Linked DNA regions of Homo sapiens: region 2 is linked to region 1. Evidence: read pairs that join two places in POLR2A ChIA-PET (ENCODE). Cell type or tissue: OCI-LY7. All regions are shown on one strand. Links, peaks and the distances in the headings refer to the core of each region. The heading gives the core; the rest is flanking DNA.

Region 1 (2,915 bases), core at 122-2,621:
CACCCCATCACTCTCTTTAAATTAGCCAATCAGAATTAGTTTAGCCTGTGCGGTCTAACCCTAGCCAACAGGGGAACGACACAGCAGCAGAGGCCACGTGCATCAGGAATAAGAACCCCTTCCCCTCCCTTGCCCAGGTGTGAGCTCACCATTGCTCCATCTGTGAGGGCGCACCCGTCTATAGAAGTACATTGCCGCCGGGCGCAGTGGCTCACGCCTGTAATCCCAGTACTTTGGGAGGCCGAGGCAGGCGGATCATGAGGTCAGGAGATCAAGACCATCATGGCTAACACTAAAAAATACAAAAAATTAGCTGGGCGTGGTGGCAGGTGCCTGTAGTCCCAGCTACTCCGGAGGCTGAGGCAGGAGAATGGCATGAACCCGGGAGGCGGAGCTTGCAGTGAGCCGAGATTGCGACACGCACTCCAGCCTGGGCGACAGAGCAAGACTCTGTCTCAAAAAAAAAAAAAAAAGAAGTACATTGCCTTGCTGAGAATTAAAAAGAAAATTTATATTCGAGTGCTATTTCTTTTGCAACACCAAAACTTTATTTATAACAGTTGTTTGTGAAGGAAATATTTTTCACAGTTTCTTCGTGGGCCTCAAAGTTTAGCAGCAGCTCAGCATGGAGTCAATAGCCCAAGATGGAGTCACTGATATCAAGCCTGGAAAATTGCTAAGCTGCATTAAGGAGACTTTTTTTTTTTTTCATGCTATTGTAGTAAGGACAACATCCATTAATGCAGAGGAATCTTTTCAAAGAAAATGAAATAGACTTAGGGTTTTTATAGGAGGAAGTAAACAAGGAAATCTTGTCTGAATGATTAAGGGATGAGAAAGGGCAGAGGTGGTTAGTTAGTGCTTGTGACATAAGAGGGCAGACTATTCCTTTGCGCTTGAGGTTTGTTGGTTTTGGTTTTTAATTTTTGTAGTCTTCAGTATCTCCTATATCCACCACCATCACCACCTCCTCCATATGGATCTACATAATCTTTTCCACCATAATCTCCCCTCCCACCATCATCTCCTCTGCCTTAGAAACCTCCTTTACCACCTCCATCCCACCTCCTCCCTCTCCCCCACCACTTTCCCATCCTCCTCTACCCCAGCCAACTCTTCCACCTCCACCCCCACAGCCTCTTCTACTACCACCTCTACCTCCACAACCACCACCCCAACCACCCCTTCCGCCACTGCCTTCTTGTCTCTTTTGCCAAGGGGGCATTTCAGAGGGTGGTGGTTCAATTTCATTTGGCCAGCCTCCCCTGTCAGGCACCCTTCCCATCAGCACCTTATTAATGGCACATGCCATCATCTGGCTGGCTCCACTGCTTGTCCTAATGATCTTGGATAGATTATCATGAGCAGCAAGTAGATGCACCATTATAATCGCTGTCTTGGGTGACAAAGCATAACACTGAGGCTGGTAAATTCTTGCTGTGTCATCTTTTCTTACCTTGGCTGTATCACACCGTGCAACGGACTGTATTGCCGCATCTAATTGTTTCATAACATTCGCTAGAGGCACTCATGTTCACAGGAAAGAGCATCATTGACTCTTTCCAGTTGTTCTGCCTGTTTCAAATTTAAATTAATTTTCAGCAGAGTGGTTTTCTTTAATTTTAATAAAAAAATTAACAATTTTTAAAAATTTGAAATAAGATGGGATCTTGCTATGTCACCCAAATTGGTCTCCAACTCCTGGGCTCAAGAGATCCTCCCATCTCTGCCTCACAAAGTGCTGGGATTATAGGCATGAGCCACTGCGTCCTGCCTGTCTTTCACCTTTGATTCCACTTGGTTTAGCATAACCAGAATGTCAGAAGTTGTTTACTTGGGTACACCAAGGTTATCACACAGAACTTGAACTTCCTGATAAATTTCATTATTTTTATCTAATTGAGAATTTTAATGTTTCTTGTTCTGTAATATCTGTGAAGCTTCAAGTTCTGTACTTAAAAATAATAGGAGTTTCAAACAGTCCTTTTTATATTTTTTTATTTACAGTGGCGCGATCTCAGCTCACTGTGGGCTTGACCTCCTTGACTTAAGCAATTCTTCCACCTCAGGCCCCCAAGTAGTTGGAACAACATGCATGCACCACTACACCCAGCTGATTTTTGTATTTTTTGTAGAGATGGGGTTCACCATGTTGCCCAGGCTGGCCTTGAACTCCTGGGACTCAAGCAATCTGTCCACCTTGGTCTCCCAAAGTGCTGGGATAACAGGTGTGAGCCATTGTACCCAGCCAGTCCTCCTTTTTTAAAATGATCTTTAGTATCTCCTGATATGAGTACAGAATATGGACATGCCATTTCTTTTAAAAAAATCATTTACCTCAAGCTGGAAGCTCTCTAGATCATCTCTTCCAGCAGAAGTCATACTTTCTTCCAAGTTGCATAATGATTTTATTTGAAAGCCTAACCATATCCTGTATAGGAATTTATATAGTTTATATATCTATTCCTTTACAGTATATACCACCTTCTTCCTGTATAAAAGCCTATATATATAATCCTATACCGTATATGCTCCTACATATAGTCCACTCTGCTGCCTTCATAAGGGCTTGCTCCTCTAGCAATGGTCCCTTATACCCCAGCACCTCCAGTGTGTCTAGCACATCTCCGTCTATTGTTGGTTCAGGACCCGGCTCTGGCCCTCTAATGGCTCTTTGGCTCAAACCTGTTCAGTGCTCTTAAGTATGCCCCAAGGTTTGAATCTTGTTTTGCAGCTCCCTAGTGATAGAACTTTGTGGGAAAATCACTTCATTTTTTTGTTTTTTCGCTCTTCTGAAAAATGGGGATAACAATAATACTTACCTTATTTAATTTTTGAGATAGTTACATGAATTAGTACATATACCTCACTAGGAGCAGTTCCTGGAACATAGCTGGACACACTTGGCTCAGATA
Region 2 (2,915 bases), core at 114-2,613, 360 kb after region 1:
TAACTGTTCATCCCTGAGTCAGTAACTCTTAAAAGGAATATAGGTTCACAAAGACATCCTAGAGCTAGGTGTAAACCCAATACCATGTGAAGGACATGAACACTACACAACGAAGGAGGAGGGGATGGATTCTGATTAAACAGCCACCTATTAGGGAGGAACTTCCTTTCCTCTTGCCTCACGTTTCCATGTAGAGGAACTTCTACTACAGTAACACTGTTGGCCCCCACTTCACCCCTCCCCTGCCTGCTAGGTTTGCAAAGTAGTTCATGGTCTTCATTTCTCCATTGGATGGCGCTAATCTAATTAAAGTTAGCAAGCATTGGAGAGTCTTCTATTTCCTTCCCACCTGGGGCTTACATGGGACAGCAATACTGAACTAAATGTAGATGCTCTACAGATTCAAATATCCCCTTCGGTGGCCTGAGCCAGGGTTTGGTCAGCGGGAAGAAAAGATTGAAGGGATGGAAAGTAATGTAGCAAATCTCTGCCACAGACCTGCTCTTTCTTCAGATCAGCTTTACCTTTTTTTTTTTTTTTTTTTTTTTTTTTAAAGACAGAGTCCACTCTGTCACCCAGGCTGGAGTGCAGTGGTGCTATCTGCACTCACCACAACCTCCGCTTCCCAGGTTCAAGTGATTCTTCTGCCTCAGCCTCCCGAGTAGCTGGGATTACAGGTGTGCGCCATTGCACCTGGCTAATTTTTGTATTTTCAGTAGAGATGGGGTTTTGCCATGTTGGCCAGTCTGGTCTTGAACTCCTGACTTCAGGTGATCTGCCCACCTCAGCCTCCCAAAGTGCTGGGATTACAGGTGTGAGCCACCGTGCCCAGCCGGCTTTAGCATTAACAGAGGCTACATTTAATAATAGAAACTGTTCTCCATCTGTTGGCATCCTATATCTTATTTCTCAATTGGTTCCAATCTTAGGGAAGAAAGATGAAGTTGTTGATTGACCTTTTAAAACCCAAATCCTGCTGGGTATAGTGGCTCATGCCTGTAATCCCAGCACTTTGGGAGGCTGAGGTGGTAGGATTGCTTGAGCCCATGAGTTTGAGACCAGCCTGGGCAATATAGCGAGACTTTGTCTCTGCTTTTAAAACAACAACAACAACAAAACAACAACAACAACAACAACAACACCACTACCCTGTTTCAGTTTCTGGTCTATTTAGAGCTTTTCCTTCCCATAGATGAGGACACTTGATGTGGATTTTCAGGCCTATCCCTGCCCCATTTTCTGCTACAAATGGGTTCTGCTTGGACCTTCTACCAAGTCCTGTCACCGTCTTTTGTATTTAGACTTTGTCATTGTACGTAGGTCCTTAGAATTTAGCTTCTGCCTTATATGCAAGTGTCTCTCTCCAGGAGCCCTCGGTCCTAGTATCTTGGGTTCCGCTCTGGTAACCTACCTAGGTCTCTAGTTCCTTTTTCAGGCTGGGCCCTTGCAGGTTCCCCTCTACATTAATTTCCTAGGGCTGCTGCAACCAATTACCACAAACTTGGTGGTTTAAATAACAGAAGTTAATTTTCTCACAGTTTTAGATGCCACAAGGCTAAAACCAAGGTGTCAGGAGGGCTGATTCCTTCTGGGGGACCCCCAGGGAGAATCCATTCCATCCCTCTCTCCTAGCTTCTGGTGTCTGCTGGCAATGCTTGGCACTCCTTAGCTTGTGGCAACAACATTCCAAGCTCTGTCTCTGTCTTCACATGATCTTCGCCTATGTGTGTCTCAATATCTCAAATCTCCCTTTTCTTATAAGGACACCAGTCATTGGGTTTAGGGCCCACTCAGCTATAATTGCACTGCATTAAGGATCTCAAGATGAGATCCTCAATTACATCTGCAAATATTTTATTTCTGAATAAGATCACATTCACAGGTATAGGGATTAGGACTTGGACACACCTTTTTGGGGACACAATTCAACCCACTATATCCTCTTGACTTCTTATTACAACTGGAGAGAACCTGTGATTCCATGATAGACTTCCTGAAGCTGCTTGCCTGGAATTTTATATTATATTATTTTACTTTTTGGAGACAAAGTCTCACTCTGTCTCCCAGGCTGGAGCACAGTGGTGCAATCTCGGCTCACTGCAACCTTCACCTGCCTGGGTTCCGGCGATTCTCCTACCTCAGCCTTCCAAGTAGCTGGGATTATAGGTGTGCGCCACCACGCCTGGCTAATTTTGTATTTTTAGTAGAGACAGGGTCTCGCCATGTTGGCCAGGCTGGTCTTGAACTCCTGACCTCAGCTGTTCCACCTGCCTCGGCCTCCCAAAGTGCTGGGATTACAGGTGTGAGCCACCACCCCCCCACCCCCGCCACCTTGCTTGCCTGGATTTCCGAATGCCAGATGCCTTGGATGCTCCTTTCTGTCACCATTTGCAACAACTAAATCTTACGGCCCCTTTTGCTGACCGTGTAGACGCCATCTAGAGATGGTGGCCCACTTTGGATGCTAAGTTTGACTGCCACATTGAACTTCTCTTGTCAACACAGCACAGGCTCAGTGACCCCAACCCCCCTATACCCCTCTCAGTATTTATCATGTCTCATTGAGTGGGCCTGGAACTAGGGTCTGCATATCTCCATTGGCCCTATCTGATTAAAGTGATCATGACCTATTGTATTCTGAAGTGCTACGCAAGAAGTGCTAGACCTCTTGGACTGATTTTCATGACTGGGCGTGGTGGCTCATGCCCACTTTGGGAGGCCAAGGCAGGAGGATCATTTGAGTTTAGGAGTTCGAGACTTACATTGCACACCTGGGCAATGTAAGGATACCCTATCTCTATTAAAAATAAAAATAAAAAGTTGGCCAGGCGGGGTGGCTCACACCTGTAATCCCAGCACTTTGGGAGGCTGAGGCGGGCATAGCACTTGAGGCTAGGAGACCAGCCTGGCTAACA

The links. Peaks named below come from ENCODE experiments on the same cell type or tissue, not always from the same donor. Only the 100,000 strongest peaks of a DNase experiment are listed, where the experiment ranks them.
Region 2: POLR2A ChIA-PET joins it to region 1 with 14 read pairs; 2 of 35 experiments call an interaction of 5 or more read pairs at or near these places.

Annotation. Positions count from the first base shown.
Region 1 is chr12:31,953,642-31,956,556 of GRCh38, reverse strand. It overlaps the pseudogene LOC100132543. Among named protein-coding and RNA genes, the nearest start is that of RESF1, 4.3 kb to the left of the region's middle. In OCI-LY7, for the core only: no CTCF peak of the experiment used is centred there; no DNase peak of the experiment used is centred there.
Region 2 is chr12:31,597,786-31,600,700 of GRCh38, reverse strand. The region is part of intron 1 of DENND5B-AS1 (DENND5B antisense RNA 1); the gene reads right to left. Among named protein-coding and RNA genes, the nearest start is that of DENND5B, 8.1 kb to the right of the region's middle. In OCI-LY7, for the core only: a CTCF peak has its summit at 281; DNase peaks (open chromatin) are centred at 280 and 1,410; H3K4me3 peaks cover 951 bases; H3K27ac peaks cover 1,906 bases.